Linked DNA regions of Homo sapiens: regions 2 and 3 are each linked to region 1. A link is a contact called in ENCODE Hi-C or POLR2A ChIA-PET data. All regions are on one chromosome and are shown on one strand. The core of a region is the stretch at or near the end of the contact, and the rest is flanking DNA. Distances in the headings are between cores, read along the strand shown. Region 1 holds the start of GNPNAT1 (glucosamine-phosphate N-acetyltransferase 1). Region 2 holds the start of SOS2 (SOS Ras/Rho guanine nucleotide exchange factor 2). Region 3 holds the start of WDHD1 (WD repeat and HMG-box DNA binding protein 1).

What was found. A loop is a pair of places that touch in the nucleus more often than their neighbours do. ChIA-PET counts read pairs that join two places held with the same protein, here RNA polymerase II (POLR2A). Pooled maps may share reads with other maps.
Region 2: a map of CD8-positive, alpha-beta T cell shows a loop between it and region 1 (12-fold over the local background). The contact joins the promoter of SOS2 here to the promoter of GNPNAT1 in region 1. A Hi-C loop is called at or near these places in 2 of 168 maps with a recorded cell type or tissue (both CD8-positive, alpha-beta T cell) and 8 of 50 pooled maps. POLR2A ChIA-PET finds 5 or more read pairs at or near these places in 1 of 52 experiments (HEK293).
Region 3: a loop to region 1 is called in a map of naive thymus-derived CD4-positive, alpha-beta T cell, with 10 times the contacts of the local background. The contact joins the promoter of WDHD1 here to the promoter of GNPNAT1 in region 1. A Hi-C loop is called at or near these places in 1 of 168 maps with a recorded cell type or tissue (naive thymus-derived CD4-positive, alpha-beta T cell) and 8 of 50 pooled maps. POLR2A ChIA-PET finds 5 or more read pairs at or near these places in 1 of 52 experiments (activated T-cell).

The regions. Positions count from the first base shown.
Region 1 is chr14:52,789,495-52,793,149 of GRCh38, reverse strand. It overlaps GNPNAT1 (glucosamine-phosphate N-acetyltransferase 1), which reads left to right and starts at 1,543. Exons shown (of 6, transcript NM_198066.4): 1 at 1,543-1,722. It overlaps LOC105370500 (a long non-coding RNA gene), which reads right to left and starts at 1,362. Exons shown (of 3, transcript XR_943867.3): 1 at 824-1,362. RefSeq lists enhancers at 921-1,435, 1,436-1,949, 2,057-2,146, 2,227-2,316 and silencers at 1,347-1,566, 1,667-1,746.
Region 2 is chr14:50,229,766-50,233,420 of GRCh38, reverse strand. SOS2 (SOS Ras/Rho guanine nucleotide exchange factor 2) reads left to right here and starts at 1,843. Exons shown (of 23, transcript NM_006939.4): 1 at 1,843-2,224. The coding sequence starts at 2,138. RefSeq lists an enhancer at 932-1,021 and a silencer at 1,172-2,251.
Region 3 is chr14:55,025,301-55,028,955 of GRCh38, reverse strand. WDHD1 (WD repeat and HMG-box DNA binding protein 1) reads left to right here and starts at 1,857. Exons shown (of 26, transcript NM_007086.4): 1 at 1,857-1,928; 2 at 2,153-2,245. The coding sequence starts at 2,169. SOCS4 (suppressor of cytokine signaling 4) reads right to left here and starts at 1,720. Exons shown (of 3, transcript NM_199421.2): 1 at 1,485-1,720. RefSeq lists enhancers at 981-1,507, 1,508-2,035 and a silencer at 1,830-1,879.

The sequences.
Region 1 (3,655 bases), core at 294-2,793:
TATTTTTTTTTGTAGAGACAGGTTTTTACCATGTTGCACAGACTGGTCTCAAACTCCTGGGCTCAAGAGATCCACTTGCTTAGGCCTCCCAAAATGTTGGAATTACAGGTGTGAGCCACTACGCCCAGCCATGAGTGTTTATTTTATTTATGCCTTACATATTCTTTTTTTTTTTTTTTTTTTTTTTAGAGACAGGGTCTTGCTCTATTGTCCAGGCTGGATTCAACCTTGTGGGCTCAAGTGATCCTCCTGCCTCAGCCTCTGGAGTAGCTGGGACTACGGATGCATACCACCACATTCTGCTCATGCCCTATATATTCTTTTGTATGTATGGGTGTAAAAACAGAGATAAAAACAGAGATATGGATGCCATCAACTCACTGATGTTTGAAGTTCTGAGAAAGCATAAATCAGTAAAGGAGTTAACTGAAATTTAAATCTCACAAATGAGCAAAAAATATGATTTCTGGTATATGATCTATGGGGTTCTTTGAATACTATTGCTTAAGAATAAAATACTTTGCGATTTCAATAAATTGAAAATTATGGTACAAGGCAAGGAAGGGGAGCTACTAGCTATGAGACTTTTGTAAATTATGTAACATCTCTGAACCTCTGTTTCCTCATCTGTTAAAATAGGGACAAAGTGCTACTTAGGTAAGACACTTCAGAAATGGGGCTCTGAAAAAAGTCACTTTTCTTCTCCTAACGAAAGGTTTCTAAACCTCAGCACTCCAGACATTTCAGGCCAGGTAATTCTTTGTTGTGCGGCGCTGTCCTGCGCACTGTAAGGCGTGAAGCAGTATTCCCGGCCTCTACTCACCTGTGCCCTCCACCATCTGTAGATTCCAATGACATCTCACCCCAGATGAGAGGCTGAAAATGATTCATACATTGCCAAATGTCTCCTGGGAGGCAAAACTGTTGCAGTGGAGAACCGCTGTCCTAACCCCATGTTCATCCAATAAAGGGTTTGAGGGACTGAGAAATGAAACAATAGTCCCGAAGGAGTAGAATGCAGTGGCCCCAACTCCTAGTTTCATGAAGGCAGGAACTGTGACTCAGAGGCCTGGGGATGCGGAGCTCTGAACTGCCAGCTGGTAGGAAAAGTCCTAATTAATGGATTGAATCATGAAGGGAGGGCAACAAGGAACAAATGGAGAGGGCCAGTGGCCGAGCCTTCGGTCTCAGGATCAAAGAGGCCCACACTGGTCACCACTTACGCTGCTGGGCTGACTGCTAGGTAGACGTATCTGCAGATAAACCGAGACAATGACGCGGTGGGAAAGGCCTTGGGGAGCGAGGAGGAGGAGCCGGGAGAGGCCAGCTTTGGTCCGGCGGCCACCGCCCCAGGCGCCGCGACTCGAGCCTCAGGCCCCGCCCCTCGCCCTCCTGGTCCCGCCCCCGCTCTCCGAGCCCCGCCCCTCGCCCTCCTGGTCCCGCCCCCGCTCTCCGGGCCCCGCCCCTCGCTCTCCGGGCCTGGGCGGGTGGCGCCTTGGCCTCCGCCTCCGCTCGCCTGCGCGCGGCCCTGCGTGAGGGGGCAGAGGCGAGGTGGAGGCGTTGGCGCTGCCACGTCTGGGCCGCGGTTCCCAACTGTGGCGCGGGCGGTGGAGGAGGAGGTGGGGCTGGCGCTGAAGCCGGATCCGGATCCGGTGCTGTGCACACTGGTGGGGGAGAGTCCGACGCGCCTGGCTAGGAGCGCCGACCGCAGGGCCTCTACGGGTGAGGAGGGACCGGGGCCGGGGCGCGAGAGCAGGACCGTGTGTCCTGGGGGCTGGGGCGGGCCTGCCCTCAGGTTTATCTAACAGGTGTGTCTGGTGCCCCGGCCAGGCCCCCGGGGGTGTTGTGTGGAGGAGCTGGGCGTTAATCCTCGCCAGCTGGGTGCACATGGTGTGGAGCGCGGTTCCCAGGAAGTTGAACGCACGCGCGCCTGGAGCAGAGGTTAAGGATGATGGCCAGCGGTCCGGCCATACGCTGGTCTTGGCCTGGCAGGGCTGGAACTGGGACTGGGGTCGGAACTTCGCTCCCCAGACTTTGGCGTGGGAAATGAGACAGTTGGTCGCGCTCTCTGCAGCCATCGGTTTTGAATGGGCACGAACGTCCCAGGCCCCTTCTCTTCTCCCATTCCCGGGCGCATCCCACGGTGGTCGGAGCCATTGAGGCAGCTGCTCCGAAGACCACCTCCGCACCGAGTAGGTCGGCGCTTTCCCCAGGGTACAGAGGGACATTCTTTGTCTCTTTTTCCTAGGCTCCTACCCCTAGAAATACCGAGTACTGTACTGTGATTTCTGTTGCGGGAGCTGATGTTTATGTAAGCCAAACTAATTTAAAATTTTCATACAAAATTGAACGGGCGATTATAGGATTCGTTTTGTTAGGATAATCCCTCATGAACGAATCCTAGAATGGATCTTAAGAAATTAATTTAGGCAGGATTTGCTAAATAGGGGAGAGAGCGCTAGCTGTATGGTATGATGATGTAAAGATTGGGGTCTGTTGAGGATGGTAATCGAGCTCAAGATGCGAAAACGAGGATTCTAGCCCCAAGTCACTTACTTGCTGTGTTACCTAAGGGGCAAGTCTTGGGAGTTCCAGGTGCTCCAGCTTCCTCATCGGTAGACTGGGAATAACGCCTAGATTGTAAAGGTCAAACTATCAGAAAATACTTTTGAACATTCATGCAGTTACACAATTTAATAAATATGGCCAGGTGTGTTAAAAATCTTTAACGGAATAGATTCAGAATGGATTCTTGTTATCGAAATTGTTATAAAATGAATATAAAGGAATCCGAAGTCCGCCCCTCCCCCATTCACCTGTACTTAGAAGGTTCCCCAGGAGCTCTTGAGAAATACATAGGCTGGTTTAGATTTGGCCTTAGATTGTATTTTTTAAAATTTGTAGATCGACTTTTAAAATCTTCATCTCCGGTGTCTATTACTTGTTGCTCTCCGTTGGTTGCTTCTAGCAGCAGCCTCTCTCCCCATTCGTATTCCAACCTGATACAGAGGCTCAGACGCCAAATAGTTGAAGTTTTGTTTAAAAAATATTCAATTGAGTGAAAAAATATTCAACTGATGTGATGACTAGTAAAAATGAATTTGGTGTATGCTTTCCGCGATATTGTGGCAGTTTGGGAATTTTTTTTTTTTTTTTTTTTTTTGTCCTTCTGGATTTTCTGAAATGTGACCTACAGGTAAGTCTTATTCGTTATTCATTCACTAGGCATTATTGGGCTAGGGTTAGGCTTAAACGGGTCTTCTAAACGCCTGCTAATTTAGCAGTTAATCAGAAAAGGTTCTGAGGAATACTTAAGGAGGATTAGTGTTTAAAGTTCATCTAAAAACTTTAAAGAACCTAATGATATGATGAGATTCCGCTTCACACAACTGTGCAATTTTATTCGCAGAAATTTCCTAGTTTTGCAATATCTGGGCACCTGAAGATGCTAAAAGATTATTTATATAAAATTACTTATTTAATTATGTTCTAAACCCCCTTGGAACCAGGTTTCAAGTCATATCTTGCTTCACTTTGCCCAGTACCTTAGTTGGGCACCAGCAGAATTTTACGGTTTGAGGACAGAGTGAGCTAAAGTGGGCCTTCAGTATGGCTCTGTTTTGTAGAATAGCTCATAAAAAAATTTTTGATGTTA
Region 2 (3,655 bases), core at 594-3,093, 2.6 Mb after region 1:
CCTGCTGATTACTCTCTTGCACGAATGCAGTAGGTCCCAGTGTTGCCAGATCTTTGTCAAGAGAAGCTGAAAATATACATTTTTATATGAAGCCTCTTGATTTTAAAATGTTAACAATTAAATTTAAATACAGCCTTAGCTAAACAAAATATGTCTTCAGGCCTGACTTGGCCCAGAAAAGCCTTCTGATATTCCTAGCCAAGAATGAGATTTCTAACAAGTTTACTCTCCTATGAGTAAAGAGAACATACATGGTCTAGTAGTTTGACATCACAGTAGTTTATAGCTGGAGTCTGGGAACAGGAGAGAAAAGTAAGGACCCTCTATATAAGCCAAAGTCTTCGCTCTCACAGACTGAAACATTAATGGGAGAAATACAAGCATTTTACCATCCCACCTTTTATCCCAAGTACATGTGAATGGATATGGCCATTTATTAGAGGATGTTCTTGATTTAGTGGATACTTTAGTGGATTAGAAAAATAATCTTATTTTCCAACTCTGCCATTCTGATTTTGCCCAAATGAAAAAGTGGTGCATGTTTTGGGGAGAATAATTGCTCAGCTACTGATGCCGGAACTGAATTGTAGTACTGACTTATTTTTTGTACCCTGTTCGTCTTTTCCCTTTCTCACTGCTGGTGGCTAGGGACAGGGAGTAAAATATCTTCTTTACAACCTGTTAAAAGTAATGTGCTCAGCCTCTTTAGTGGGATGAAATTTGTGGTAATGAGTTACCAGAGCCTATGCCTCTTTGGATTGAAAAGCTTGTCAGGATCTTTTCTGGGTTGCTAATGAGTGTTTCCTAGACGCCGATCCAGGTTTTGTAGGACCTGAAGCCTACACAATTTGGATGACACGATTAAGAAAACAATTCGAAAATATCTTGAAAGTTTTGTAAAAACGATATGATTTTGTGAACGCACAGGGGCCCGTGCAAGTGAAGGACCTTTCAATTCAAGCTTGATCAACGTCACTGTCATCTGCCCCTTCTGACCCTACCACCAGGCTAAGGGCTTTCCACGCCTCATCTCTCGGTCCCCACACCATCACCCTAAGAAATAGTTACTGTATCTCCTAACGATATATTATATATAGTACCTACTTTGTGTAAACATACGGTACTCATGAAAACAAGCCACGTAGAGCACAAATACGTTAAATATCCTGTCCAGCCCGAATGCCCCTTTCTCTCCACGTCCCTATGCAGCCTCCCACGACGGTAGTCCTGGGGCTCCAGCGCTACAAGAGTGGCACCGAGTCCGGATTGTCTTAAGCAGGTCGAGAGGAGGGAGCATATGGGTAAAAAGCAGTCAAACTGAAGAGTCTGGAGCGGCCCCCAGCACAGTCTCGGGAAAAGCGGACTCCCCCGGGGCCCCAGGCCCCGCACCCCCGCGCCGGGCTGGCGCCTGTGCCTGCTCCGCGGCGCGCATGCTCCGTGTTAGGCCTCTTGGGCTATTCGGGATAATGAGCGCCGGGCCGAGGGGGCGGGCCGAGCCTCGGCTGCTGGGACTCAGGGCTCAGCGGCGACCCCAAGGCACTCTGCGCTGCTGCTAAAGGGGCAGCAACGGCGGCCAGCGCTGTGCGCGCCATAGCGAGGCTCGCTCGCCCGACGCGCACTCCGGGTCGGTCCCCAGAGCTCTGTGGAGGTGACTCGAGTGGGCAGGGCCGGGCGGCGCTGTCGGCTGGGAGGGCGGGGAGGAGGCGATGAGGAGACGAGCAGCCGCCGCCGCCGCCGCCGCTGCTCACCGCCCGCCGCGGCCGTAGCGGGAGTCGGGGCGGGGCTGGGCCAGCTGTACCCCTGACGGGCCGCGAACCCAGACAAAGGAGGAGGAGCCGCCCCAGAAGCGGGCCAGCGCCGCCGGGAAAGGAGGTCGCCGCCCGGGGTCGCCCGGGCTTGCGGGTCGCCGCGCTTCCTCTGCGGGCGCTGCGGGAGGCGAGGGCCGCCTCGGCGGAGGAAGCCGACCCCGGGGTCTCCGCCAGCCCGCCGGCGCCGCCTCCGAGCCGCCTCGGCCGTAGCCTCGGCCCGGGCGGGAGGCGGCGGCCGCCGGCGAGGCGAGGCGGCCCGCGCCCTGCCTGTCAGGCCACCGGCCCGGCCCGCGGGCTGCCCCCGATGCGGAGGCGCTGTCGCCGGGGCCATGCAGCAGGCGCCGCAGCCTTACGAGTTCTTCAGCGAGGAGAACAGTCCGAAATGGCGGGGACTGTTGGTCTCGGCCCTGCGGAAGGTCAGTGCTAGGGGCGGGGCGGCCGGCGGGTGGCCCGTGGCCCCCCGAGCTTCTAACGGGGAGCAGGTCGTCCCTCCCACAGGGCTCGAGTCCCCGGGGCCGAGCCGTTTCTCGTTGGCTGGCAATGGGGGGCTCACAATTGCCTGTTGCATTCTGAAGGACGTTTCTCAAGTTTTTTTTTTTTGCCTGGTCCCGGAAGGAAGGTTTTGTTATGATCATAAAACTGGATTTCATGTTGCAGTCATTTCGTCAGGCAACTTCCGCCGTTGACCAATTTGTTGTCCTCAGGCTGGAATCGGGCAAGAGAAAGTCCCGCTGGTATTTAGACAGTTTCTAAAACAAAAGCACATTTTCAGGCCGGGTAATTACTTTTAATTAAGTTCTTTGGGAGTGTTCCCCCTAGGCGGTTTGCTTGTCAAGGGTATCCACTTATGAGGCAATGGTTTTTTGTAATATGGATGTTTCACATGTGTGAAATGTCAGTGAGTCATAATATTCTTATTCATTTTACAGTTCTCAAGGTAAATTTAAAGCGCCTTCCCACTTCCTGCAAACGGTGTCTTACCTGTTTACAAGAGATTACCCTTAGAAAATTTGGTCAGTGTCTTCAGTGTCTTCACGACCAAATTGCGATTTAGGACTTGAAATCATTTTAAGGAACAAGAAAGGGGCAACTCCTGCAAATCAGTCTTTCATGTTTGGGTGCATTGCTAGGGTGCATCTTTCCTGTAGATGGTGGCGGTCTTCCTCTGTGAATTTAGGTAGTAACCATACGATCATTTTTATAATAAATCCTTCTGTAAGATCAAGACATTTAAAGACTGTGAATAGGTGCGTGATCAGCTGTCATGCCTGTTGAGCAGGGGCTTTCTTTCTTTGCCGTTAATGCAGACTTAGTCTCTTCTGCCTTTTGTGCAAAATAACCAAGAATACATTCTAAAATAAGGAAAAAATAAAGATTAATTTAAAAGACTATACTTGGAAAATATATCCTCAGACATTAAATTTCTATAAATGAAAGGAAGTAGTGTATTTTAAAGTTAAAGACATTTTCCTCATGCGATGAGAGTTGCAGATTTTCCCTTATTTTCATAATTCTTACAAGGAAGTATTGCTTTCCTCAGGGCAAACACTAAGTCGTATCTTTTTAAAGAACCTGGCAGAAATGACTAGTGGCAGCTAGACAGTTATTCCATTGGTATACCAAGTGCTAAAGTATTAAATTGACCTTACTTCCATGTGCAGCCCAATTCTGTAAGGAGAGGGAAAGAAATGAAAAGTGTGCTGAGTGGTGAAAATGAACTCTGGCCTGAATTAAAAGCAAAGGGGGAAATGCCTAGATAGTAATTAGCCCTTTGACCACAGACAAGTGTGAGTGCAGTAATCAGGTAGGCCTATATTGTTGGCAATGTGACGCAGGTATATACCCAT
Region 3 (3,655 bases), core at 608-3,107, 2.2 Mb before region 1:
TAATAACAATTACTTTTATACATCCATGAGTATCTCCTATATACTCTAACAATGCGACGGAGGTAGGTGTCATCTCCATTTTAGAGATGAGGAATTCGATTTTCAGTAAAGGAACATATTCAAGGTCACACAATGTGTCAGTTAGAATTAAAACCCAGGACTGTTAAACTCGGAGGCTCAAGCTTTTACCATACATGCAAAATCTGCAAAGAAAATTGTTCTTTAACCTATGAATCAAATGGCTTGATTGATAAGAGAAAATGACAGATGTGTGGACATCAATCATAGTCTCATGGGTATTACAGATATTATAGTGAAGGCATTTTGTAGCTATAACTTGTTCCAATTTGCAGATTCTTCTTATGCTGAGCTCTGAATAGTACTAACCAGAAATCTCACCACGCTTTATTCAACATAGAGACGAATATTATGAGAGTTCATCTTGAACTCTATGTACTCTAGCCAATGATATTGTTACTTGAACGAAAAAATTTATAAGCCAGTCTATCCAAAAAACAAATGATCTCCAAAAAAAAAAAATTAGGTCACTCAGAAAGCATCATCTCTGGTACCACTGCTCTTTCGGGAGATCAACAGTGGGTTATTTTTCCACAAATCCCAAGTTGTTTTTAAGCCAATCATTCTTCCTCTTCATTCATATACAAACCTCAGCGTCTAGCAAGGCTATCTGGAGCTCTAGTACTAAAAACAACGCCTCACACAATGCCACCCACGGTAAGAACACGACGGTTTGCCTGTGTGTTTGCAACTTTTCACAATGGAACTAGATTGAAAAAAACAATAGGGAAACCTCTTCAACAGAAAAACGTCTCAGGTAATAAAATAAATGTGATTGATACTGGAAGGTATCACAAAAACGCAGAAAAATTCTCAAAGATAAGTACAAATGAAAGAATATCATTCTGAAGGTTTTCATCACAGGCTGCTGTACCAATATGGAGAATGAAGATACAAGAAAAGCATAAACTTAAACTTAGTGGCCAAGACTTTAGCAGATATTGCATGGATCAAATGTAAGTGCTCAAGGCTACTAAGTTATAACTCTTCTTTTGGTTATAAATATTCACTTCAGTAAACTTTAGGTGGGATCTGAATAGAGAACACAAGTTACTTTCTTCATAACGGATATATAGAGTCGCAAAGAATAAGCATTAATTGAGCATTAATTAATTATACCTTCAGGTACCAAGAGAACCAACCGGAACAGAAATTAAGTCATTCCTTCTTTATCTCTACAGAAGCGACAAGGTGAGGGCACGAAGGATGCCAAGATTAGAGGCTCTAGAAGATCTCGCCTTCTTTTCCAGAGAAGATGCTCAAAGATCTGTCTGCTAACTGGGCCCCAAGAAAGAGACCGGATCCTTTTAGGGATCCGGATATTGTTTCCTGGGAGGAGAGCCTGGAGGGCAGGAACAAGACCCCGGCCTGCGAGGCCAGGCAGCGGCCACCCTTCCCCCACTCACCTCCCGGAGCGCAGCTTAACTGGGGTTGTGCGAGTAACTGCTGCCATCACCATCGCCATCAGTCTGGGCGCTTGCTTAAGTGGAGAGGGGAGGCCCAACCACTCCTGCACCTCGTGTAGGTCTTACAAAGCAGATGCTTTTCTGCCACCCCCAACCCCGCTTCGGCGTTCCGGTCCCAACCCAGCCGTCACGGTCATCGCCTCCGCCGGTTCCCTGGGCGCCGCCACCACTTCCGTGTTCAGCTCCCTCCCTTCCTCCCTGATTTGCCCGGGCAACCGGCTAATTTCCACGCGGAGGGCGCCGCAGCTGACGCCACCACCCGGCGACCTCTGTCGGGACCTGCGCTGGGCGTGGGCGGGTCGGCGCAGGCGCAGTGTGGTGAGCGAGCCGAAGCGCGGGAAGCAGCTCTTGTGGATCCTCAGTGGCGGAGGCTCGGTCACCCGGGTGAGTCCCCACTCCGGCTGCCCGCGTCCACCAAGGAGATGCGTGTTCCCTTTCCGGCTTATTGTCTGACAGACCCTCTGCCTTATCCCGCTGGTGTCACTCGGGTGGGGGAAACCGGGCTGCGGAGAACGGGCCCTAGAGGAGACTAAGCTCTCTTCCTATCCCTAGCCTCGCTGCTTTTCTCTTTTGAAATAATAAGACTGGCTTTTATAAAACATTTTCAGATAGGTAAAGGAAAACATGCCTGCCACACGGAAGCCAATGAGATATGGGCATACAGAGGGACACACGGAGGTCTGTTTTGATGATTCTGGGAGGTAAGGTTCTTTGAGAAACAACGTTTTAGGTGCAAATGTTAAAACATTTATCCTTAAACTTTATATGTGCAGTCAGCTAAAAATGACTCATGCGGATAGAGGAATAATGTTGAAATCTAAAATGGCACACATATTTCTTTAGATTATTGTTTGATTCGGGCCGTCATGGTAGTTGTAGTATATCGACAAAGTTATAATCGTACTTCCAGAGGAGTTGGAAAGATGCGAGCTTCTCTCCATATATTTTCCCCTTCCCTGCATCTTACATTATTAATTTTGTCAGATCACTAGTTACTGCCTACTTGTCAAATTCAGTGGCCTGTTCTGTTTGGAATGATATCCTTCCATGCCTTTAGTGATGCTATTTCCCTTTTTGCTTATTTTTTTTTAACTTTTTGACGGCTTAAAACAATTTTTTCCTCTGATTCCTAAACTATAATATTTTCCTACGGTTATTCTGGTCCCTTTTATCTTTCCAAGTCCCATTCTTACGCACTACTGCTCGATTGCACGGCTTCCACTGTCGCTTCTATGTTGATTGATTCATTGAAAAAATACTTGTGTGTCTCTTTTGCTGGGGACTACAGATAGAATAGAGCGAACCAGACACAGTCTTTTCCTCCTTTGAGCTTAAGGTCTTTTTGGATTGACAGGCATTGAACACAAATTAATCACAAAAATAAATGTGTATTTAGAAACAAGTAATATGTGCAGTGATAAACATGTATGAGGAGAAGCTCATCTAGTTAAAGGAGTCAGGGAAGGCTTCTTTGGACAAGTGTTTCTTGAGACGCCATCTGAAGACGGAGCAGGCATTAAGCAGTATAAAGAGATGAGTGGTGGTGGCGGTGGGGTGGTGATGTTGGCATAGTAAGCAGAGGCAATACTGTGTGTAAAGGCCCAATGGGGCCAGGGATCATGGTATGCTCAAAGAACTGAAGGAAAACTAGCCTTACTAAAATGTGGAGAGTGATGCAGAGTTTAGTGAGAGATGAATCTGTGAAGTTAGGCAATGGATGTCCTATCCAAGACCTTCTGGACTTTATTAAGGAATCTCGTTTTATCCTAAAAGCACTGAGAAGGTATTAAAGGCTTGAAGCAGAGAGATGTGATCAGGTTTGTTTTTGAGAAAATGCATGGAGGATGAATTGGAAAAGGAGCACTCATGGATGCAGAAAGACTGTTAGAAGATACCTGTATTAGTTTGTGTAGGGGCGGGTTGCCCCTCCACACTTGTGGGTGTTTCTCGTAAGGTGGAACGAGAGACTTAGGAAAGAAAAAGACACAGAGACTAAGTATAGAGAAAGAAATAAGGGGACCCGGGGAACCAGCGTTCAGCATATGGAGGATCCCGCCAGCCTCTGAGTTCCCTTAGTATTTATTCATCATTTGTGGGTGTTTCTCGAAGAG